Regions from separate parts of the Homo sapiens genome. Here regions 1, 2, 4, 5 and 6 are each linked to region 3. A link is a loop called in an ENCODE intact Hi-C map of the cell type or tissue named here. Cell type or tissue: endothelial cell of umbilical vein. All regions are shown on one strand. Region 1 has its middle 33 kb from the start of CRIM1-DT. Region 2 overlaps VIT (vitrin). Region 3 has its middle 380 kb from the start of CRIM1-DT. Region 4 has its middle 24 kb from the start of VIT. Region 5 overlaps CRIM1 (cysteine rich transmembrane BMP regulator 1). Region 6 overlaps VIT (vitrin).

Region 1 (4,000 bases), 350 kb after region 3:
AGCCATTCAGGAAACAATCTGTTAGTACCTAGTGAAATTAAGTAACATAACACATACAGTCCAGCAGTCCCATTCCTGGGCATATGTTGAATGATAGACAACATTAATAGATATTATAAGCCTAGTTAATACAGAAAAATCAGAAGCAGAATGAAACTTATAGCCAAATTTTTGCTTATGTATATTAAAAACACACACATCCACCAATACCACTATACATTTTATAAAGATTCATGTGTATCTTTGCATATATATGTAAACAAGTATATAATATATTTGATTTGTATATCAATATATACAATACAAATATATATATTCGTATATATTGATATACGAATATATATATTTGTATGTATTTATATACGAATATATATATTTGTATATATTATATATGTGCATAAAATATATATATTTGTATATATATTACATATATACAAATCTATAAATTGATGTCTATCAGGTAGGAGAAGTAGACACAGGATGAAGAGGAAATAAAAAAATAAGATAGGGACATTTCACAATTAACAGTAACATTAACTGTGAACTGAGAACCACAACTCAATTATGTCCACTTGAAGTTTAATAAATTTTAAAAATATACAATAAAACAAAAGTAATGCATACATACCATAAAAATGTTTAAACTCATAAAGGTATAAACAAATCACTTTCCATCAGCTTCTGATACACCAGACGCATTCGTTTTCTACTGCTGCATAACAAAATATAGTGCCCAGTGCATGGAAAACACATATTACCCTTCCTTTTTGTGCACTTTATCAACAATTTAATGAATTAAATAATCCCAAATAGGGATCATTCTGGATCTTCCAAATTAGTTGAGAGAAAAGGGGTGCCCATAGAAGAGTAATAAAGATAGAAAGATAAGTAACTTTGAGCAAGGATAGAGAATAGTGTCCCTCTTTGCTCCCTGATCAAATTGGTCTCTCTGTTTCCTATAGCCTAATCTTGTCCAGTTTGATTGCCTTGATCAAGACCTGTCCCTCTTCCCATTATCTTTATTAATTGAAACATACACCCTCAAATCTATACTCTCTGTGTCTTTCAAGGGGATATATAGATAATATAACTTAAAACAATATTGTGACATAACTGGATTTAACGTTAATGTGCTCTTGAGGAGCACCATGTAGCATATACATCTAAGCAAGAATGTTTTTACTTACATAATGTACATAACCCAGGGATAAGAGTTCATTGGTGCAAACAGCAAACATCACTCCAGGTAGGAAGAGCCCACTGATGAGTGGATATTTGAGGCAGGGGAAATACTTGCAGTCATAGCTTCAAATTACACCATGAAAGTGGCCTTCTTCTCTTAAAGTTTGCTCTGCTGAGAAGAGCTCAGGAATCTAAGAAGATGCTGCACCTGACTGGGTGTGACTCCTACAGGAAGACCCCATACGTGACTCTTCAGCTTTCAACATGTGTTTCTTCATGAAGAAACAGCTTTTCCTTGCTCTAAACTCAAAAAAAAAAAAAAAGAAGAAGAAGAAGATTGATGTGAGAAGGGACCCAAGAGGGTTTTCTTTCTGATCTAAATAAAAGACTTTCTCTGGCAAGGAAGAGGAAATCAAACTCATTGTGTGTGGTATTGTGCCTTTGTCTCCCAAGGGAAAGAACAGCTTTTCCAAGGAATAGAATTCTTTCTTGCCTTTGCATCCACCAGTGTAGGGATCTGTGCAGACTGACACCTAGTGGTCTCCAGAACTCCTTTAGTAGCAAGAGTAAGAAGAACGTGTATGTGTGTGTGTTTCAGGCTTCGCGAAGCATCCTTTCTTCTTCCTACAGATTCCTAAACTATGAAAAAACTGAGTTGTTAATTGGTCTTGATTCCAATACCACATCTTTCTGACCATTAATATTTAATATCTGAGCAGCCCATAGATGTCACCAACTAGAAAGGAACAATGATTCTGATGTGTGAGAGCAATAATTTTGTCCAAATATGGAATAGAAAAGGCAGCAACAAAGCAAAGTATCCAATCCATCAGAATTCAAAGAATCAGTGGCTTCTGTAGTTGGAGTCTTCTGAGTTTATGCCAGAGTTCATCTCCACAAGATCCCACTCTGCCTTTAACACTTCACCCGGTGAACTTTTCCACTAGCCCATCTGTACTCCTGGTTGGACTGGAGAAGTTAAGGGGCTGAGAAGTGTATAATGTACTTGGGAAATCTGAATTTATCCTGGTAATTGATTGCTCTCCAGGAACCACTGGAAAACTCCTCCATGGTACATTAAGAGAGGTGTTTGTACTTCCTCCTACCAATAGATTATCTTCTAAAGAAGGCTCCAGAAAATTTTGAATTTGGCTTCCAAGGGTCTACGTTGACAAGAACTTCTTTTTAGGTAACACACAAAATGAAAATGGAGGGAAGCCAACTAGAAGGTATCAGACTTAAATCTTATAAATTCCATTTGGGGGATCAAAAAATTATAATACACATGACTGAGTTTGGCCACCAAAACAGGTAATAAGAGTAGATGCTGGAAAATAATACTGGAGGAAAGAATTTGGTGGGAGAAGTTAAAATAAATTAGCTCACATCTGTTGCGGGAAGTCAGGGACCCCGAACGGAGGGACTGGCTGAAGCCATGGCAGAAGAACATAAATTGTGAAGATTTCATGGACATTTATTAGTTCCCCAAATTAATATTTTTATAATTTCTTATGTCTGTCTTTACTGCAATCTCCGAACATAAACTGTGAAGATTTCATGGATACTTATCACTTCCCCAATCAATACCCTTGTGATTTCCTATGCCTGTCTTTACTTTAATCTCTTAATCCCGTCATCTTCGTAAACTGAGGAGGATGTATGTCACCTCAGGACCCTGTGATGATTGCGTTAACTGCACAAATTGTAGAGCACGTGTGTTTGAACAATATGAAATCTGGGCACCTTGAAAAAAGAACAGGATAACAGCAATGTTCAGGGAACAAGGGAGATAACCTTAAATTCTGACTGCCAGTGAGCCAGGAAGAACAGAGCCATATTTCTCTTCTTTCAAAAGCAAATGGGAGAAATATTGCTGAATTCTTTTTCTCAGCAAGGAACATCCCTGAGAAAGAGAATGTGTCCTGAGGGGAGGCCTCTGAAATGGCCGCTTTGGGGATGGCTGTCTTTTATTGTCATAGCTGATGGATGAAATAAGCCCTGGTCTCCTGTAGCGCTCCCAGGCTTATTAGGATGAGGAAATTCCCACCTAATAAATTTTGGTCAGACTGGTTGTCTGCTCTCAAACCCTGTCTCCTGATAAGATGTTACCAATGACAATGCATGCCTGAAACTTCATTAGCAATTCTAATTTCGCCCCAGTCCTGTGGTCCTGTGATCTTGCCCTGCCTCCATTTGCCTTATGATATCTTATTACCTTGTGAAGCATGTGATTTCTGTGACCCACACCCTATTCGTACACTCCCTCCCCTTTTGAAAATCACTAATAAAAACTTGCTGGTTTTACGGCTCGGGGGGCATCACGGAACCTGCCGACATGTGATGTCTCCTCCAGCCACCCAGCTTTAAAATTTCTCTCTTTTGTGCTCTTTCCCTTTATTTCTCAGACTGGCTGACACTTAGGGAAAATAGAAAAGAATCTACATGAAATATTGGGGGTGAATTTCACCTGATACACATCCTAGTAGAAACCTGGGAGAATTGGTTTTCCCAGCTTTATAAACTAAAGGTTAACTGGCCCCAAACTTTGCAAGTCCCAGGCCAATTTTTACCTGAGACCTGGTAACAATTCATTACATTTTATAATTGATTTTAAAAGCTCATGCCAAATAGGATTCAGAGAATACTTTCTGTCCACAAAATTGAAAGGTGGACTCTGATGATTGACAAATGTGTTTCTCTTCGTCATCTCTACAGGCATGACTCTATCTGGTTGGACTTAGAAGACCTCTCCCAACCCATTACTTTGTAAGTTTTTCAACCCCAAAATGCATTGCAGTTTTTTTAATGAGCATCAAAC
Region 2 (4,000 bases), 800 kb after region 3:
TTCTGTTCCTGTTTAACTCAGGATAATATTAACACAGGTGCACAATACTTGACAGCAAAAGAGAAACAGGAAGGATGCTGGATGGCAAGGGTTAACAGGGGTTCTGTAGCCAGAAGTTCTCCTTTCTAAAATTTCAGGCTCTTGACTTCAGATGCCTTGATTCTTTCAAAGATTTTTGAGTATCTGAGTTAGTTGTTTGCTCCTGTTTTCTCCTTAGAGGACTTTAAATTCTTACATAACACATATAATTAAACATGTGGCATATTTATTTGGCTACGCTGGGAGCTTGGAAATCTGTTGCAAGTTGGGCTCTGCTGGTGGAAAACCTAAGAAACTTGAAGTAGTGGCTCCTAACCTGGCAAAGCTTCTTTATTCCTGGCTTGGGAACAGGAGCTTTGGACAACAGCCTCCTGGCCCATCAGTGTTCCTTCTTCATCCTTGTCCAGAGCCCACTTCTATGGTGATCCACAGACTGCTAGACAAACGCTCGGAGCAAGCAAGCCATGAAGCATGCACCACAATGGCTAGGATAGGAACCAAACTGGGGAAGCGGGGAGAGCTTTTTAAAAGTTGTATTGCCTATTCAAAGGAGTTTCTGAAGGCCTAAAAAGAAGTGAAAATTAATATTTAATTGCTTATGTCTTCTTAAAATAAAAGTATTCATGAGAGACTTTCCAGAAACCATACAATTCACTCATGTAAAGTACAAATCAATGGTTTTTCGTATATTCATAGGGTTGTGTGACCATCACCACAATCAATTCTAGAACATTTTCATCCCCCAAAAGAAATCCCGTGCCCATAAACAGTTACTCATCATTTCCCCAACCCCTCCTCCCCAGCACTAGGCAGCCAATTGACTTGCATGAATGCCTATCTTAAGGCTATAGATATTTGCTGTGATATTTCAGTCCAACTATATTAAATAATATTTAGATAAGTCATGTTTTTCCTTCAAATGGGCTGAAAATTGGAAAGCAAATCTCCTTATACTGTGATAGACAAGTGAGCTGCTGTTATTGCACTTATTAAAGATTTTTCCTCTTATATATGTGGCTGTAGGCAAAAGGTTCTAGAACTGGTTGTGGACAGGGTGTTCAAGCAAAACCTAATTCACTTATTCATTCAACAAACGTTTTATGGAATGCCCACTATGTGTCAGGCACTGTTCTAAATCTGGGCTACATCGATGAACACATCCCATCAAGATCCCTGCAGCAAGTCGCTTCGGCTTAGGACACCTGAAGGGTATGTAGCCAAAACAGGAGCTACCTGTGTTTGGGGTCTGTGAGTCATTTGTACTCCACAATGGGATCAAGATCTGCCTCTGATACAACACATGGGAACTTGGAGAGGGCTCAAGGGAGAGCGGAAAGTACATAGCAGGAAGACACAGGGGTTCTTCCAGCCCATGCAGAGGAGCTGATGCAGGTGGAAGGTGGGGCTGGACACCAAAGCCGCATCATGGCCCCTTAACTGACCCATAAATGTGCACACCAGCAAGACAGAAGGGAGTGAGTCAAGGCTGGGGGTAAGGGAGCCGAAAGCCAGAGCAATAGAGACTTCCTACAGGTGCAGGAAGGAGGCTGTTCTTCATGGGAAAGGCCAAGGACAATGGCATCAGAGGGGGAAGCCGGGAGAGCCAGATCTATAGATATGCTTAGGAAAGAGTTCTGGAAAAGACAGAAAATCCCTCCAGGTTCAGCTACAGGTCTGGGTGAATCTACCACAGGCTAAGGAGGTGGAGTGGCTGTGTCTTCCTTTGTTTTCTTAATCAGGTTCATTTCAAGACATGCCATGGTTGCCTCAGCTGAGCTAGCATTGAACTTGTCCACAACCAAGGGTAGACCAGGGAGGGGAGAAGAGCGCCGCCTAGTGGCAGGGAATAGCGATGACAGAGATCCTCCACCTCTCTACCCTGGGCTCCACCTTCTGACCAAGGACCGCTAAGCGGGAGAAAGTGAAATTTGAGGCAGGAAGAGAGGCCAGCATCTTATCACAGCTCATTCCTTCCACATACAGTTTCCCTTACCAACACTCATCTCACCAGTGAAAGCTTATCTTCCTTAAGGTATTTGGAGAAGGCTTTTCTTAAAATCCAGTCTTACAAATAGTAAGAAAAAGACAAATATTCCAAAAGAAAGATGGGGAAAGGCCATAACCAGGCAAGCCACAGCAGAAGAACTACAAATGGCCAATAAAAAAATTGTTATAAAAATGTTCGGCTTTGCCGGTCCCGGTGGCTCACGCCTGTAATCTCAGCACTTTGGGAGGCCAAGGCGGGCGGATCACGAGGTCAGAAGTTCGACCAGTCTGGCCAAGATGGTGAAACCCCATCTCTACTAAAAATACAAAAATTAGCCAGATGCAGTGGTGTGCACCTGTAATACCGGCTACTCAGGAGGCTGAGCCAGGAGAATCGCTTGAACCCGGGCAGCAGGAGTTGCAGTGAGCCGAGGTCGTGCCACTGCACTCCAGCCTGGGTAATAGAGTGAGACTTCATCTCAAAAAAAAAAAAGAAAAAGAAAAAGAAAAAAAAAAAAGATGTTCAGCTTCACCAGGAATCAAGTAAGTACAAATTAAACAACAAAATATCATTTCTCAGCAACTCTCATTGGAAATCGATAATACACAGTTTGGATGAGAGTGTGGAGAAATGACCCAGAATTCACACTTCCAGGAATATATCCTAAGGTAATTATCAACCCGGGGTGAGAACAGATGCTGTTCATAATTTTTTAAAGGAGATAATTTACTTATTTATCACTAGAAGAATGGCTAAAGAAGTTACTATACAGGTAGTAAAATGTTGAGAAATATGTGCGCTTAGTGCCACAAGAGAATTGGCCTGGGGCAGATCATTCAGTCAAAGAAGCAGGCTACAAAACAGCATGGGAACCAATCTCATTTTTGCAACGTGTGTTGTACATGAGAGCATGTACATCCCACAGAAAAAGGGATACAACTCTGTATGCCAGAATTGTATACCAGTAACTGCTGGCTAGAGGATAAAAGGTGATTGCTTACTATGCATAGTATATCATCTTATTTTTACAGTAAGCCTATGTTATCTGCATAATTAAACAGAAAATAAGGCTGCTTTGAGGCTGGGCGTGGTGGCTCATGCCTCCCTAATTCCAACACTTTGGGAGGCCGAGGCAGGAGGATCACTTGAGGCCAGGAGTTCAATACCAGCCTGGGCAACAGAGCAAGACCCCTGACTCTACAAAAATAAAAAAAACTTCCGTGGCTCACGCCTGTAATCCCAACACTTCGGGAGGCTAAGGCAGGCAGATCACCTGAGGTCAGGAGTTCAAGACCAGCCTGACCGACATGGAGAAAACCCATCTCTAATAAAAATACAAAATTAGCCGGGCATGGTGGCACATGCTTGTAATCCCAGCTACTCGGGAGGCTGAGGCAGGAGATCACTTGAACCTGGAAGGCGGAGGTTGTGGGGAGCCGAGATCATGCCATTGCACTCCAGCCTGGGCAACAAGAGCGAAACTCCATCTCAAAAACAAAACAAAACAAAAACTTAGCAGAGCATGGTGATGTGCACTTGTAGTCTCAGCTACTCAGGAGGCTGAGGCAGGAGGATCACTTGAGCCCAGGAGTTCAAGGCTGCAGTGAGCTATGATCACACCACTGTACCCCAGCCTGGGGGACAGAGTGAGAGCCTGACTGAAAACAAAAAATAAACAAACAAACAAAGAAACCTACTTTGAAATTGTGTCAAATAATTGGAACATAGACAAAAAGAGTCAAAAGCTGATTTTGGATAACTCCAGTTCTAAGACAAATTGATATTTTTTTCCATGCCCTCTTGCTCTTCCCCTTCATGACATTTGGTTATTTCCGTCAGCTGGGTTTTACGTGCCTCTCTTTCCCTTCCAAAGGCTTTGCATTTCTCTTAACAGAATGTTTTATCTCCCTTCTCCCTTTTAAAACCTTGCTTTAGAGAAATTGCTCAATAAATAATGAATGTTGAAGTGTGTTT
Region 3 (4,000 bases):
GTTCAAAGAGGATGGAATGAGAGGCGTAACTTAAAAGTTGTATTAATATAGCTAAGGGTAGATAAAGATGATTTAATTTTAAGGCAATATCTTGAAAGCAGAGACTGAACAGCGGAATAAATAAAGCTTTCTGAATTTTTACTTTAAACAGAAATATCTCTCTTGTTGATGGCTTAGAGCTCATTCTTGATACTTATCTAGTCTGACAACCTATGCCTTTCAGTTGGAGTTTTTAGTCCATTTTCATTTAATATTATTGATATGATTGTATTTTGGTCTATTATTTTTGTTATTGACTGCATGTTTATGTCCCCTCAAAATTGTATGTTGAAATCCTAACAACAAGTGTGATGATATTGGGAGGCAGAGCCTTTAGCATGTAATTTAAGTCATGAGGGTGGAGCCCTCGTGAATGGGATTAATGCCTTTGTTAAAGAGATGCCTGAGAGCTCTCTTGCTCTGCTCTTGACCATGTGAATATACAACAAGAAGTTAGCTGTCTGCAGCTTGGAACAGGGTTTTCTCCAATGTCTTCCTAAACTGCATGACCTCTAATATGAGTTGACCTCTTCTAGCTCTCAGCCTTGAAGCAGGAAATCTCTTCTAGGTCTTGTGAATACTGCCCTGCATATGTGCAGCTCAATCCTTGGCCAATTATATATGAGGAACTCCCACAAACTTCTGGATTTTCCTCACCGTTCAGCTCCTCTCCTTAGGTATGCTGTTCCATACCTGCAGTTTCAGCAGACTGGAACTTTAATCCTCTACTTCCTCAGCCCGGCAGTATGACTATTCTGCTCAGGCTCTTTAGGTTGATTTAATCGCAATCTTAATTTTTGGTGTTAATTATTACTGTTTTACTTGTCTTTCTAGTTGTGTGTGTTATACGTGAACACATATATGTGTTCTTTTACTTTTAATTTCCAGCTGACATGTTTACTGTGTATAGTCTATGCTTTTATACTAAACACTATTTTTGATATTCATATGTGCTGATGCATGTAGCTGTGGCTTCATTTTCTATGATCTATCAACATATGAATATACTAAAATATAGTATGGCCATCTTACTGCTGATGAACATTTGCGCTGCTTCCACTTTTTTGCTATTACAAAAATTTTGCACAGGGTGGTGTTATACACATCGTCAGGTATACACGTGCCCCTGTTTCTGTAAGCTCTGTGTATCTACAAGTGAAATTTTCGAAGTCTTTGGTATGGAAATTTTAAAACTTAAAAGATAATTTCAAATAGGTTTTCAAAGAGCTCTTTTCAATACACTCTGAAACACAGCCCATGAGAGTTTCCATTGCTCAACATACTTATCAATATTTAGTTCTATCCAACTTATAAATTTTAGCCACTATGGTGGATGAAAATCTTATTTTATTGTACTTAATCTGCCTTTCCCTGACTACTAAGGAGGCTAAGCATATTTTCATATGTTTGTGGGTCATGCATATTTCCCCTAGCAAAAAGTATCTATATATACTTATTGCCCATTTTTCTACAATGTTGCCTTTTTAAATTTATAGGCATTCTTTATATAGTATGGGTATTAATAATATCTTGGTTATGATGTTTATCAAATAGCTTGGCTTATCTCTTTCTCTCAATGGTCACTTTTGAAGACCAGAAGTTTTTCATTTGAATATAAGCAAATTTCTCAGTCTTTTCCTTATCATAAGAGCTCTTTGTGTCTTGTATAAAAATTCCTCTATACTGCAAGGATGTGCCTTTATTCTCCCTTGTTCTTTTCTGAAGTTTTACAATTTTACTTCTGTTATTTGTTATTGTTCCAATTGAATTTGATGTTTGTGTATGTTATGAAGTAGAGATTCATATTCACCTTTCCATTCAACAGTATTCCCAGTATCATTTATTGAGGAGTCCCTTTTTTACTCTCTGTTCAGCCACACCAGTTCCTTTAATTATCATACTTTCATATTTGAGCATGAATCCATTTTTAAGCCCACTATTCCAGTCCATTGTTACATGTGAACTGGCGGATCTCCTTTTTAGGTTGCTGCTATAAATATAGTCCCACTCCCTACATTTTCTGGTCTCTGTGGCTTTTTAGACTTTCTGGCTTTAACTCTCAGTTTCATATTCACAAAAAGAGGATCCAATGGACCCAAATTAATCAGATGTCTACTCCAAGTCCCATTAGATATAACATGGGATCAGAGTCTCCACATAGCACATATATGGCCACTAGGGGCCCACCTCTACCTCCAGACAAGATGAAGCCTTTTGTTCCCAGGAATGGTAGAAGCATCATACTGTAACCATTCACAATCTCAGAAAAGTTTGACCAAATTCTTTTCAGAAGCTTCTCAGCAAAGAGCCCCCAAAATAATTCTGAAAATAAAATATACTTATTAACAAGACAAGGATTTATTCGAATGATAATTGATAATACTCCAGAGGGTGCTATGGAAGGAGCATGTGTATGTTGATGGCAGGAACTTAAGTTCATACAACTTTTCCAGAGAGCAAATAGGCAGTATCTATCAAACACTTTAAAAAGGTGTAGACCTTGTGATTGAATAATTCTAAGACATTATCTTATGAGAATAATCATAAGTTTATGAAAAGATGTCTTAGGGCAGTTTTCCCAGAAGCAGACCCCAGGCAGGGATTTATTGCCAGTGATTTATCAAGGAAATGCTCCCATGGGAAAGTGGTAAACAAGTGAAGGAAGTAGAAGGAGAAAAAGAGAGGAAGCCAAGTAAGGGTGCGATTTCAGGGAACGTTCCAGGCAAGCGTCAGCTGATTCTTCAGGGAAACTCAGGAGTTGAAGTCATGCCTTGGTGTTGTCCCATCAGAGACAAAGTTCCTGTGCAGTCATAGCTGGACACCTGCCAGTCATTGTTTAAGCACTGAATTTCCAAGGCACTTAATGACGTTGTTACAACAGGTGTTTTATTCACAGAGTTAATTATAATAGCAAAAAGAAACCAAAACAAAACTGAAATGATGTAATTAACCATAAAAAATAATAAAAATATCATCATTAAACATCTAAAACTTAATATTTAATAATATTTAATATTTAATAAAATGGCAAAATGATCATGACCATGCGTTTTAAATAGCAAAATATAAAATTATGCACACAGTAAGAGCTAAATTATATTGTAGGGAGGGAGGGATCCCACATTAACATGTATGAATATAAATAGGTAAGTTGCATCAGGCTTGATGCCGAATCCCTTGTGGACACATTTAGATGCCTCAGAATTGGCCAAATGAAGTTTTCTGTAACCTCACAATATGTGGCTAAAATTTAGATGAAGCATGAAAAATTTCAGCAAACAAGACTTTAAAATATATACATATAAGAAATAGAAATTTTAAATGGAAATGACTTTTTCAACCTTAACTATAGGATTGGCACTTTCACATTACTGTGTAATCCATTTAACATCCCTGGGCAACAAAGAACTTTATCATCCATGGTTTACACCTGTTTCAAGCAGCATTTTTCTGATCTCTTTTAAAAAATGAATTCTAGATTATACCAGATTATTTAATTTTATATATATATATATATATATACACACACACACACACACACACACACACACACATGACCCCATCACATTCTTTACATTAGGGTTTATTTTACTATAGTAACAGTCCTCACAGTAAAGCAGAATCTGAAAATGCATGTAGAACTGTAAATTAAATGTTAAATATCTCATTTTATTTTATTGCCTCTAACAAAAATGAATCATTTATTTTAAAGTTATTTAAAGGTTATTCTAGAGATATATAGCAAGAGCATTATCCTAACTATGGGTAAGAAATTTGCTTTGAAAGATAATTTATTTATTTTAAAAATTATTTATTTTTTATTGCTTATCAGCTTAAGGAGATTTTGGGCTGAGACGATGGGGTTTTCTAAATTATACAATCTTGTCATCTGGAAACAGACAATTTGACTTCCTGTCTTCCTATTTGAATACTCTTTTTTTTCCACACATTATTCCTCACT
Region 4 (4,000 bases), 700 kb after region 3:
CCATGGCCTTCAACAGGCAAGGAAGAGGTAATAGGCCAAATGAGTTGATCTCAGGCTCAAATAACCAGAGTGCAGAAGAAACCTGTCAATGTCATATCAAAGCCACTTCAGGTAAGAGTTACAAGATCATAGACAATGGGAGGAATGTCTCAGGCCGCAGACAGACATGCAGGCCTGAACTTCAAAGAAAGGAACAAAACATGGTACAGAAACAACAGAGAGATGAGCTTGATATTAATTCCAGAAAAAAAAATCTAGTTTGGATGATTAAACACTGGCCTTAATCCTTTAAAAGTGCTAGCAATTCAGTTTTTTAAATCCCTGAAAGAAGTTACTCTGGCTTTCTTTCTACTCATTAAATGAGCTCTAGTTGGTATACGCATGCGATATTCTTTAAGAAAGAGTTTCATTGGGCTCAGATGAGATTTGTAACAGAACAATGTTGCAGAGGCTGAAAGCACAAGCCATTCCAGCCCCCAGAACTATCAATGTAGAAACCAGTATTTCTTCAATGGCTATTAATTAATTGCCAGGCACTGTGCTGGGTTTGCGACGACTAAGGACTAAGGAAATGTCCTGTCTCTCAGGACATTCCAGAGGGGAGATAGACGGTAGGTGCTATTATAGCCATGATGGTACTCAGAGACTGGCATATCTGGAACAACATAAAAATGACATATTATTTTTCCAGGCCATTGGGAAAAGAACTTTAAGTACTTAACATTTGAGGAGGTTCCTCTGGCTGGCAGGCAAAGCTTTGTCCTTCTGTAGTGAAGGTAAGCAGAAACTGAATGACATTCTTCCTGGGATACTCCAGGTCGCACTGGGATCAAGTTTGGATTGAATGTCTCTGAAGTCTCTTACGTCTCTAAATACCACACTTCTGTAAGATGAGTCAGGACTGGGAGAGCCAGAAGAGGTTTCCAGGAGGAAGTAAGACTTGATTTGCACCCAAAATGAGGACAGAATTTCAATAAATAGAAAGTAGAACACAGCAAATGTGACTGAGTTTCTTCTCACCAAATGTATGCCAGGTAAATTACATTCTCTTCAGAGATTCTGTGAGATTCCCAATGTTCTCTAACAAATCCATGTCATGCTTAAACTAACCAGAGTGGATTCTGTTATTTCCACTTCTGAAATTTGCCTATTGCATTGACTCATTGAAGATCTCATGGATCGGTTGGGTCACACTGTGACTTTGCCTTCTTATTCATCAGGCGTACTATGTGTCATGGAAGATGCTATTCACGCCTTAATAATTGTGCTTTTTTTTTAATATCGTGGGTACAGAATTTATGAAATGTTTACCCTGTCTCTCAGTATAGTGGATTCTCATTTGTTCACTCCTCCCACCTAAATGTACCATGTATTTCTCCAATGTGCTCCTCACCAGGTGGGTAATTCTGCTAACAGGCAAAAATGGATAGAGCAAGATGCCACCAGAGGATACATCTCCCTTCTCCGAAGCAAGACAGAAAAACAAAACCATGTTTTACATAACACATTCATTTTCTTCTCCCTTTTCTTCTCAAAATTGCTCTCTTACACAAAAGCTCTTTCATCCAGCAGGAATAAAAAACATTAGTAAGAAAAATGCATACCTAAATACTGTACATTTATACATTCATTAATGATGACAAAGAACAACTTCAAAAGAAAATAGAACCAATAAATAATTCATCTGATCTGCCTACACAATGCTGAACAACCAGTTTGCTGTCGTCATCAAATTAGCTGGTTATTTATATATGACATCGTCTCAACCCAATATTAGTGCAAAGTGGTATATTTGAAAGGACTACAAATTAATGGGACTTTAGATGACTAAAAATAATCTAAATACTCAAATAATTCTTTCCATATTCACAAATCCAAAGTCTAGAAGAGAATTTCTAATCTAGCATACTACTAGCATATTTTTACATTTCTAAAGAGAAAGCATAGACTTGTTCATGTCTCCAAAGTATTCAGGCCCAATTAATACCATTTAAAAGAAGATTGTGATATATTTGAAGTAAGATTATACAAACATATACTCAGCTTTTTAGTGAGGAATTGTTATTTCCATTTAAAGAAAACTATGTATTACATAATTAATTTACGAGAAATCAACTTAGTGCCTTTTAGGTGATCATTTGTGTCAAGGTTCCCTTTCTCTAAAGGGCATCTTGCAAAACTCAATAGTGCCCCATTGTGGAACTGTGGGACAACTGACAGCTAATCCAGGCTTTGCTATTCTTTCTTCTGTTTTGTTTTCTTTATAAGATAAACTTTCTCTAGTTTAGAAACTACAACTAAATTTCTTTAGGTGTTAACAAAAACAAAGAACCAATCATATCCATGAATATGTAAATATACTTATAGAAGAATGTATATTTCTTAGAAACAAAATGCTTTTAATATTTCCTAACTTGTTACTTTAATGACTATTCCAAAGAGTAAAGAGAAAATAAACGCTACTTGTCAAAAGTACTGCCTTATTTTTCTACATATCGTGCCCCAAAGGTAAGTACATTAAAAACTATAAAAAGAACATAGGCGATATCACAGAAAAATCTCTTCTTCTAAGGATGTGGGAGGAAAATAGTTATAAAATATAATGGCACCTTATTTTCAAGCTTCATCTCATGATTGAAACAATTAAATTTTAAGAGAACAGTATATATCATAATTCACACGCATATTTTTTCTTCCTGTTGTGGAATGCACATTCTACAAGTCTAAAATGGAGCAAAATCTTGGGTCCATGCTTAAAGATTGTGCCTGATATTTCAAATCCTACTGACAAAAAAACACCTCATCTGTAATGTCATCTATCAGGTTGTTGCATGGTTCTAATTAACATTTTCCTCCGCATATTAAGGCTAGAACTCCTTCCTTGTTTATTCCCCCACTCCCTCATTGCCCCAATATTCCTGAGTCTTCTCTTTTTTAGGTGAATCATCTCCAGAACCTTAAACACTTTTTCACAAGACTTGGTTTTGTCTGCTTGTCCCCTTGTTGCAATCTATAGGACTACTCTGTGGAGGACACCACCTCCGAGCTTAAACTAAAACTTAAAAGTAAAATCATATGAAAGACGAAAAGCAGGACTATCCAGCCAGATGAGTTTCTAAATCAATGAACAAAGCATCAAAAAAATTGAGTTTCTGTTAAAATATGTTACACCATCCATCATTGAAGAAGTACAAGTCAGCAGAAACCTAGAGCAAAAGATTTCAAGAGTAGTGGTAGTCTCATCATAACAATAATAATAATACTTTTTTTACAAGTTATAAATGATACTTACAGATATTAAAAGCCAAAAAAAGAAAAAAGTTATAAATAAAATGGCACTAACTCATTTTAAAGAATAAATAACGATGGTTAAAGCAAGATGCACTATGATACCTGACAAATTATACGTTTGTAAACACTACAGAGAAACTGAAAGCGTAGATGGAGCAGTGGATGCTGCAAAGCAAAGAATCACAGATGCACTGGCTGGCATTACAAAGACAAAGTGCTCTGAAATTAGTCAAATAGATGACAATGGTTTAAAGAAGATGATTTAAAAAAATAGGAGCGTGTACGACTACAGATAACGGGTTACTAGATAAATCACAAAATGCCAACAATAAAGAAACATAAGCAGAAAAAAAATTTGCTTAACTGTTTCCTGATCTGAAGGATCATTTTGGCATGTTGTTATTCAGCACATTAAGAGAGCCCATTTAGTTCCACTCAGAAATAATCCTCACTGACATGTACTTGTCACGATTTTATACTTTAACTAAGGCAGGATTTCCAGGCTGCCAGAAAGAAATAGGAAGCAACATTTAAAGATGAAAGTGATAAGAATGAATGTGGACCTTCTTTTGAGACTTTTGAAAAATGAAGAATCTTGTAGAAAAAAATACATGAAGTAGAAGAAACTGACATTGAATTGTGGATTATGTGCTCATCTTCAGGAAACTTGATCGGTTGGTGACCTGAGCAATCTTCTTCTGACAAGTGC
Region 5 (4,000 bases), 490 kb after region 3:
TTTGCAGCCTTTAAAAAAAAAAAAACTTACACATTCCTGGAAAGAGTAAGAAATTTAATCAGTAGAAAGATAGTACATCGAATTTAATTAAAGTTGCAGCTACTTTTTATAGAATAGCACTGTGTTTTATATGTCATTATAATTTCCATTCCCGACAAGCTATTTCATTAACACACTGTGTAGAATCCTAGTAACACAAGGGCTTTGCCCTTTTTGCTCCTCATTTATCCTTGTTTCCTGACTAAAGGGCGACCTCCCACCCACCTGTAAGTAGTTTTTAATTTATAGGCGGTCATGTCTCCACTTTTGAAGGCCTCAAGCACTCACTTCCGGTGTGTAGTAGATCCAGTATTGAAAGAAATCTTTTCCAGAAGACCTCACTGACTTGTTTTCCTCTAGGATACGGGCAGAGGAAGATCAGAGTCTGCTGGGGAAGATGAGGAATATGATGGCTTGCTGCTTCCGAGCTGCCTCCTCTGCAGAAGGAGCCTACTATGGGGAATGTTAGGATAACATCAGCACCCACACCAGGAGGATACCTCTGGGGTGACGGGGCGAGGCAGAGGTTGAGGGGCATTCCTGTTCTTTGCTGAAAGGGCTGTGGGAGGGGCAAACAGGACTCCTAGCCCTGTGGCCTCCTCCAGGAATCTCCTGTAGGTTATCTTCCTTTAAGGTTTTTCTGGTCATTGTAGTAAAACAAACTGTTGACCCTTGCGCTTAGTTATGTAGGGTCTGAAACATGCCTAGTGGTAGGGAGACAACAGCATCTAGCATGTTGTTTCTTTTCCGGCCTTGCTTAGAGTTCTTTAGTAGGGAAAAAAAAGTTATATAATTATTATGCCCCCACGAAAAACAAAACGTCACCAGTGCAAAGGCCCTATCTTGAGCTGGGCCTGAAGGTTGAGGTGCTTGGAGAGGAGGAGGATCAGGGGAGTAAGGGACACAAGGTGACTGATGTTCCTGAAGGACAGGGTGCAGGTGAGTGAGAAGAGGATGAGCTGAGGTCAGTTTGCAGCAGTGACGGGAATGGGAATGGCAGTGATAGAATCAAAGGATTTTATATTTAGAGAAGAGTTTATTATGATCCACCTGTCTCACTTTATGGATGAGAAAACAGTCTGCAAGAGTTTAAGTAGCTTGCTAGCAGTCACACATTTTTCTTCTTTGGGTGACAGTATTGGATAAATTGGTAATATTTCTGTTCTTTTCTTCCCTCGTGGTATCTCTCACTTTTAAGCAATGGTATTCAGGCAGGAAGGAGTCTTTGTAAGTGATCTAAAACAAGTACTAGTAATCATTGTTCTCATTATAATGTTAAAACTAGTTGTACTTGTTTTTTGCTTTTTTGTTTTTTTTTAGTGGAAAGTACAAATTAAACTGTGACCACCCAGGCTTTGCGCATCTAGGCACAAAGTTCTTGGAAAGTGGATTGCAAATTCCCATCAGCAGACTCTCCTGGAGAGCCTATTATATGGGCAGATTCTGGAGCCGCTCCCCAAACCTGCAGAAAAACAATGTTTGAGTGGGTACCCTGGCATCTGCATTTTAAACACATTCCATAGTCTTTCCTTCCACATACTAATTTTGAAAAGCACTGTACCTAGAAGCTTGCAGTCTAAAATGTATAAAAATAAAAAATATAAAACAATACATGGTCTAACCCCTGACTTAGTATCCATGAAAAAGTTTATTTCAGATTATTGGTTGGGTACCTTTATCATTTTTTTACTATTATTTATAAGACAAGTAAGACATGCCCCCTGCACTAGAGGAATTCACAGGAGAAACAGTCTGATTTTGATTTAGTATGATGGGCCGATGCACTTCAAGAGTTACTACCGTTACGTACTGTTGCAAGTCAGAGGAGGGAAAATTAATCCTGTTTGTTTTTTGACCAGAGAAGGTCTTACAGGGTAGATGGTCTTAAGGTTGTGGGGAATTCACCAGGGGCAAGGGAGAGGCAGGGATTTGAGGCTGGGTGGACATGAGCTGTGGCTGGAGTGATAAGGGGTGGTGGCAGGTGATTGAGTGACATCAGATCATCATTGTTGCTGGAGTGTAGGGTGTGTGCAGGAACCAGTAGAATATGGAAACTAATAACAGGTAGAGGCAGACTTAGGAGCACCTTGCAAGCTATGCCCAGGAGCTCGGACTCTGACCTTCTGGCCTGCCTGGGATTGTCTGTGAAGTCCAGGAAGCAAAGGACATGAAGGGAAAGCTTAAATGTGTACTCACCGCCCTTCAGTCAGCAGAACCTCCTAAGGGGGTGAGTGCCCTCTAGGGGTTTCCATGATTTCTGAGTTCCATTGTACTCAGGCACTCAGGTGCCCACTGAGCTTGAATCCATTACCTACTTGAGAAAAAAAAAAGACAGCTTTACCAAGTCCCACCTGGCTGCAGCTGTGGTTACATTATGCAAAAATTTATTAATGTGGTACCTCGATTGATCATTATATTAACTCTAAGGATTACATTAGAGGCTTTATTTTTCTGGTTACTTGCAAATACAGGTTGCATCTTCTTTGAAGTTAAAAAGCCCTTAGCCCACATATTGTATGATTCCATTTATATGAACTATCCAGAATTGGCAAGTCCATAGAGACAGAACATAAATTAGTGGTTGCTAAGGGCCGGAGATCAGGGGAAAGGGAGTGACTGCTAGTGAGTACAGGATTTCTTTTTGAGATGATGAAAATGTTCTGAAATTAGGTACTAGTGATGGTTATACAACCTTGTGAGTATAAAACCACTGAATTGTGTACTTTAAAAGGGTGAATACTTATCGTAAGTGAATTATATCTCAATAAAGCTGTTTTGTTTCATTTTTTAAAACCTTAGCACTTCTGCTCAAGGTCATGCAAATAGCTCTGCCTGGGGTGGCCTTTATGAATTCACAGTAGAGAAATCTCAGTGCTCTCCTCACTTTCTTTTGTGTTTTTGTTTTGTTGTGTTACTGTTATTCCTGTCTTGTTCCTCTGCAGTTCACTTCCACTTAAGAAACATTTATATGACTAGACATGATAGGTACTAGAAGAGCTTATGTTAAGGTGAGTCCTCAAGTTACCACAAAATAGAGAAAGAGGGTGCTGTAAGAAAAGTGTGGTGTTTGGGGGTTCAGAGAAGAAGCTGTTATCCGAGGTTGGCCTAGAAAGACAACTGGGCATAAGGGCTGGATGAGGAATGTGCAGAGGCCATTAGGGCAGGCAGTGCAGAGACAGCAAAGTGCGGACTTATTTGGAGAAAAGAGCATGACCGTAGCAATGGAAAATGAAGGGAAATACTGGGAAACAGAATTGAGAAAGGGTTATATGGACTTCAGAGTGTTGAATGCTAGGCTGAGAAAGTGATACATAAAATGAGGAGTAATGGAAGATAAATTTTGACTGCAGAAGTTTGGGAACTGAGCCTTAGGATGGGTGTAGCATGGTTTGGGAGAGACAGAGACGTGGGCAGGGGGAGATTGGACTAGAACTGGAAATTGGGGAGAGGGCTTCAGAAATGAGGGGTAAGTGTTGAAATCAGCTCACTGCAGCTTTTCTCATGAAATGCTGTTTGCTCTGCCCCTTTTGTGTTCTCCTTTCCTTTGCTTGCTCCTTATCCAGAGATGGGGATAAAGGGAGGGAAAGATTAGGGAGGACAAAAAGAATTAAAATGAAGAGAAAGAATGTGGTGAGGACGGTACAGGTTGCATGCGTCAGTTCTTCTGTAGTTCAGCATTTCCTGTTCATGACTCAGTAGAGGAAAATCTAGTCTCTTCTAGTGGAAAACACAGAGAACAGGAAACCCTATTTAAAATCAGGTCACTTGACTAAGCTGTGTAACTCCTGTTCCCATCGGTGAAAGGGAAGAATACCTCCTGCAGTGTGTGTTAACCAGAGAATCTAGAATAATCTTACTGAAGAATTTTTTAAAACTACATGGGACTCATATCATTTGTAGATATAACAGACTTCCTGGGCAAATATGGGTCATGATGGGGTCCCCTTTTGTTACCTGACAG
Region 6 (4,000 bases), 810 kb after region 3:
AGGGAGAATCTATAAGATGGAAGGTGGAGGTTCGAGAGAGGGAGAAGTTAAAGATGAGTTGAGCGACTAGGTAAATGGTACTACAATGAGGAACACTGGGGATGAAGCAGGTTTATGTCTATCATTTTCTTCGAGACATTTGATCTGGTAGAGAGAAGACTACCCAGGTCTGACATTCAGAAGGAACAGCCCAATCAGAAATTTAGAGTTGTAAGACAATGAGCTATGGTTCGAAACCGAGGCTATGAGAACAGAAAATGTGACTTAGGGAGACACAGTAAAGTAAGAAGATACAGAAGACTTAAGCCTGGAGAACAACACTAGGTGGAGGAGAAACCACCTGAGGATATCAGAAAGGAAGAACCAGAGAAAAACAAGGAAAATGAGAAAGACATAGTAGTAGCCTGCAAGGTATGGAAAGAAAGCACCTGCATATTCCGCTAGAAAGTCACTACTAGTCAGCCACCAATGGACAGTGAGGCTCAACCTTGCTGCATATGAGAATCACCTGAAGACATTATTAAAGATGCCCATCTTCCTGCCTCATACCTACTGTATCAGGTTCTCCCTAGACCTTGCTACCCAAAGTGTGGTCTGGAGACCAGCAGAATCAGCATCAGCATCACCAGGGAGCTTGTTAGAAACACAGACCTGCTGGTTCTACAGTGATTGATTCCTTTGCACATTTACCCTTGAGAAGCACTTTACAGAGTGAATCCCAGGAGTCTTCATTTGTTGAAGCTGCATTAGCAACCCTGATATGTACATGACTGTGGTATGTATCCAGAGTTAAGAAACACTGGCCTGATGTATTGGACAACACAAAGCATTAGTCTATAAAATGGTACCATGTTGAAGGAAACTACAGCAATTAAATACATTGATAGAGTGATTCCCATAGATACTATATCTTACTTTCTCTTCCTTGACTTTCAACCTCTGATCTCTTCTTTAGCCATAATAAATTGCTCACACTGAACATTGTATAACCCAATTCTACCTGTTAGCACTGATGCTGGCATCTTCAGATCAGAATGTTTTCACCTCTATATAAGAAAGTCATGGGTCTCAGTCAAAACATGCCCTGAGCTGGAACCATTGTCATTTAAAAGAGGAGCAAAAGTAACCGTGGTATCAGCCATCAGGCCAGTGAGTAAAGAGAATTAAGCAAATAGAGAAACAGCTCACCTTCTTAAGACCTAACTATAAGATGAATACGTTAATCCTGAAAACAATTCCAGATGTAAGAAATAAGGAGAAAAACTGCCTGTGAGGAATCAAAATAGATGCTACAATATCCATGTACTTTATTCATGTAAAAAGAAAATCCCCTCTGGCCCTTACTCTAATTAACACTTGTTCCCAAAAATACTTTATTCCAAAAGGTATATTGAACTAATCTGCTGACATCTGGAAGGGAAACTCCACCTCAGGATTACTTCTCCAACTTTACTGTGCACAGGAATCACCTGGGGATCTTGTTAAAATGCACGTCTGTCTCTATAGGTTTGGGTGGAGCCTGAGAGTCTAGCAAACTGTAGGTGCTAGTAGGCGGCAAACCCTGAAGAACTCCACTGCCACCTGCTGGCAACAATTCACACTGCAAGCCCCGCCAGAAAAAAAAAATGAGTTGGCCTTGCTTGGGAATCCACAACATGATAAGCTGCATATGAGAATCACATGCTGCTTCTCCTTTCCTTTACCCCAGGTTTTAGTGGCATTTTTCAACTCTGCTTCTGGACTTTATTTGCCTCTTTCATTCTTCATCTCAAGATCATGCTTGGGTATAGGCAGTTTGGGGACAGCAAAGGACAAGGGAAGCCAGTTGAAAAGGATGAATTGGTAGGCACTGAACGCCCAGGCAGACAGGAGGTAAAAGCTTTTCTTTTGAGATTTGCTACTGAGCCAAGGTACAAACAGGTGCCCTGATTCTAGATGGAGTGAAGTCAGCCAGTGCCAGACGGGTCCCTCTCATCTCCTACTTCCCTGGTTTTGATTGCCATGCAACACTGCAAGATAATAAAACACATTCTCAGGTATAACTTTTCTCCTAATCACAGTTCTGCAGTAGCACTCAGCAATAAATATTTCTCATCAATTCTTCTGCTCAAAACTTTGTCAACTCATGTTCATTTATTGCTTTCATCTTTAAAACAATTTTTTAAAACCAGCAACAACCCTCTCCACCTACAGAGCTTCTCCTCCTGAAGAATGGGAAGACTCCAGCTCTGTGGCAACAATGCACCGTGGAGAACATGGGTGGTTGTGTGCAGATTAGAGAGGTGCAGGTCCGTCTGGCCGCTGCTCCCCACCCACAATGGGCAGTGCCCCAGTGTCCTCTCGGATACACCAGCCTAGAAATTTCCAACTTTACTCACTCTTTTTTTTTTTTCCTATATGGAGCTCTGTTTTGAAACATTTTTGTCTTCTAAATTGCAACTGTTAAATAATTTATTTTTCACTTTTTACTAATCAAAGGGATCTATAGCTCCCAATAAGAACCTCTGATCAGCACTGAATAGTCAGTTTTATACTGAGATGATATCATTCCTGTCTACCGCAAAGGAAACACTAATTTCCATTAGCCTGTGTGGCTTTTCACTAGTTCCTTTTGATGTTTGAAAGGGTGAAAAGAGCTTGCAGCCCATCCATCCCTTTACCTCTCTTATAACCTTCATATATCCACAGAGATCCAGAGATCCTAAGGCAGAATAACTATCCTGGTCCTCATCACAACTAAAAGAAAGAAAGAAAAAAAATCTCGGATAGCTACGAACAAGGGCTGACATCCTATACATATATGTAGATAATTTCTTTGGTTCCCTCGCCCAGGGAAATGAAGGAGAAGATTGATATCAATTTCTTATTCTATAATTCCTGCCCTCCCTCAGTGCTGGCCTTGCAGATCTCTCACACCTTATAAAAATCCAACACTGGTTTCTAAAAAGTTAGGATGAGAGCAAAAAGCCACACGCTCTTGCGACTCAGTCTTGATGAATTCTCACAACGGGGAGTCTGCACTTACAAGATCTTAGCCTAGGAAACCATTGACAGCCTTCCCTAGCTTGGCTAGGACGTCGCTGCTTCTGAAACCCATAATTGTGGCAGATACATAGAGTTTTAAACAGTTATGGAAATAAGGACTAGCCTAAGTGTCCAAGACCCTGGTGCTCAGGGAAACCCCTGTGGGATGTAAATAAATATACCCTGCATCTTCCTACCTCTTTTTCCCTTTCTTTTCATTTCTCAGGGGGCTCTGATGGAGAAAGAGGAACAAGAGGATGCCCAGGTAAATGCAGTGAGAGATCATGAGAATAATAGAGTCTTTTTCCGTTCCGCAGACTGCAAAATTGACTTGTCGTTTTTAATTGATGGGAGCACCAGCATTGGCAAACGGCGATTCCGAATCCAGAAGCAGCTCCTGGCTGATGTTGCCCAAGCTCTTGACATTGGCCCTGCCGGTCCACTGATGGGTGTTGTCCAGTATGGGTAAGTGCAGTTAATGTTCTGAATCCAGAAAGGAAGTCATGCCATGTGCTTAATTTTATGCCACGTGCTTAATTTTATGCCACAAATATTACCAACATGTCCTTGAGCACAGATTTGTTCTCTTCCCTAATGCAAATGTAAATGAAAAAACTGAAGGAATCCAGATGCCTTTAAGAAATCTGAGACTTCCTGAAGGAAGGGACAGATTAAAAAACACTTGTAAGTAGATGGCATTTGCACTCAAGAATATTTATTTGTCTGGAAAACAGGAGAGATGCGTGTGAGTGTTAACTTAGCCAATAACCAGCTCTGTGGCCTTGGGCTAGGCCTTCGCCTCTCTGATTGTCAGTTTCCTCATCTGTAGATCATGAAGGTTGGATCTGCTTTCAACCCTATTACAGCATTTGTTTGAGGGACTCCACCCTGTGCTACAACCTATCCACCTATAGGTTAGACGCCTAGAGAACATGGTGCTTTAGGTTGTATCTTCTCTTTTCTCCAAATAACCTTA

Evidence for each region. Peaks named below come from ENCODE experiments on the same cell type or tissue, not always from the same donor. Only the 100,000 strongest peaks of a DNase experiment are listed, where the experiment ranks them.
Region 1: a loop joins it to region 3, with 10 times the contacts of the local background. A loop is called at or near these places in 23 of 110 quality-filtered maps.
Region 2: it touches region 3 in a loop (19-fold over the local background); 4 of 110 quality-filtered maps call a loop at or near these places.
Region 4: a loop joins it to region 3, with 7 times the contacts of the local background. A loop is called at or near these places in 19 of 110 quality-filtered maps.
Region 5: a loop joins it to region 3, with 4 times the contacts of the local background. A loop is called at or near these places in 2 of 110 quality-filtered maps.
Region 6: a loop joins it to region 3, with 5 times the contacts of the local background. A loop is called at or near these places in 4 of 110 quality-filtered maps.

What each region holds. Positions count from the first base shown.
Region 1 is chr2:36,320,621-36,324,620 of GRCh38, forward strand. No RefSeq gene overlaps it. Among named protein-coding and RNA genes, the nearest start is that of CRIM1-DT, 33 kb to the right of the region's middle. In endothelial cell of umbilical vein, CTCF peaks have their summits at 1,734 (motif pointing left) and 1,935; a DNase peak (open chromatin) is centred at 1,701; H3K27me3 peaks cover 299 bases.
Region 2 is chr2:36,769,020-36,773,019 of GRCh38, forward strand. All of the region lies in intron 7 of VIT (vitrin), which reads left to right. All of the region lies in intron 1 of LOC124905990 (a long non-coding RNA gene), which reads right to left. Among named protein-coding and RNA genes, the nearest start is that of VIT, 74 kb to the left of the region's middle. RefSeq lists an enhancer at 1,785-1,834. In endothelial cell of umbilical vein, a CTCF peak has its summit at 1,876 (motif pointing left); a DNase peak (open chromatin) is centred at 1,862.
Region 3 is chr2:35,971,111-35,975,110 of GRCh38, forward strand. No RefSeq gene overlaps it. Among named protein-coding and RNA genes, the nearest start is that of CRIM1-DT, 380 kb to the right of the region's middle. In endothelial cell of umbilical vein, a CTCF peak has its summit at 2,221; DNase peaks (open chromatin) are centred at 2,261 and 2,801; H3K27ac peaks cover 1,135 bases.
Region 4 is chr2:36,670,216-36,674,215 of GRCh38, forward strand. No RefSeq gene overlaps it. Among named protein-coding and RNA genes, the nearest start is that of VIT, 24 kb to the right of the region's middle. In endothelial cell of umbilical vein, a CTCF peak has its summit at 2,195; a DNase peak (open chromatin) is centred at 2,156.
Region 5 is chr2:36,457,745-36,461,744 of GRCh38, forward strand. All of the region lies in intron 4 of CRIM1 (cysteine rich transmembrane BMP regulator 1), which reads left to right. Among named protein-coding and RNA genes, the nearest start is that of CRIM1, 100 kb to the left of the region's middle. RefSeq lists an enhancer at 854-1,533 and silencers at 3,022-3,316, 3,442-3,736. In endothelial cell of umbilical vein, a CTCF peak has its summit at 2,294 (motif pointing left); DNase peaks (open chromatin) are centred at 2,267, 3,227 and 3,747; H3K27ac peaks cover 3,886 bases.
Region 6 is chr2:36,783,788-36,787,787 of GRCh38, forward strand. VIT (vitrin) reads left to right here. Exons shown (of 16, transcript NM_053276.4): 12 at 3,342-3,489. All of the region lies in intron 1 of LOC124905990 (a long non-coding RNA gene), which reads right to left. Among named protein-coding and RNA genes, the nearest start is that of VIT, 89 kb to the left of the region's middle. In endothelial cell of umbilical vein, a CTCF peak has its summit at 1,591 (motif pointing left); a DNase peak (open chromatin) is centred at 1,554; H3K27me3 peaks cover 769 bases.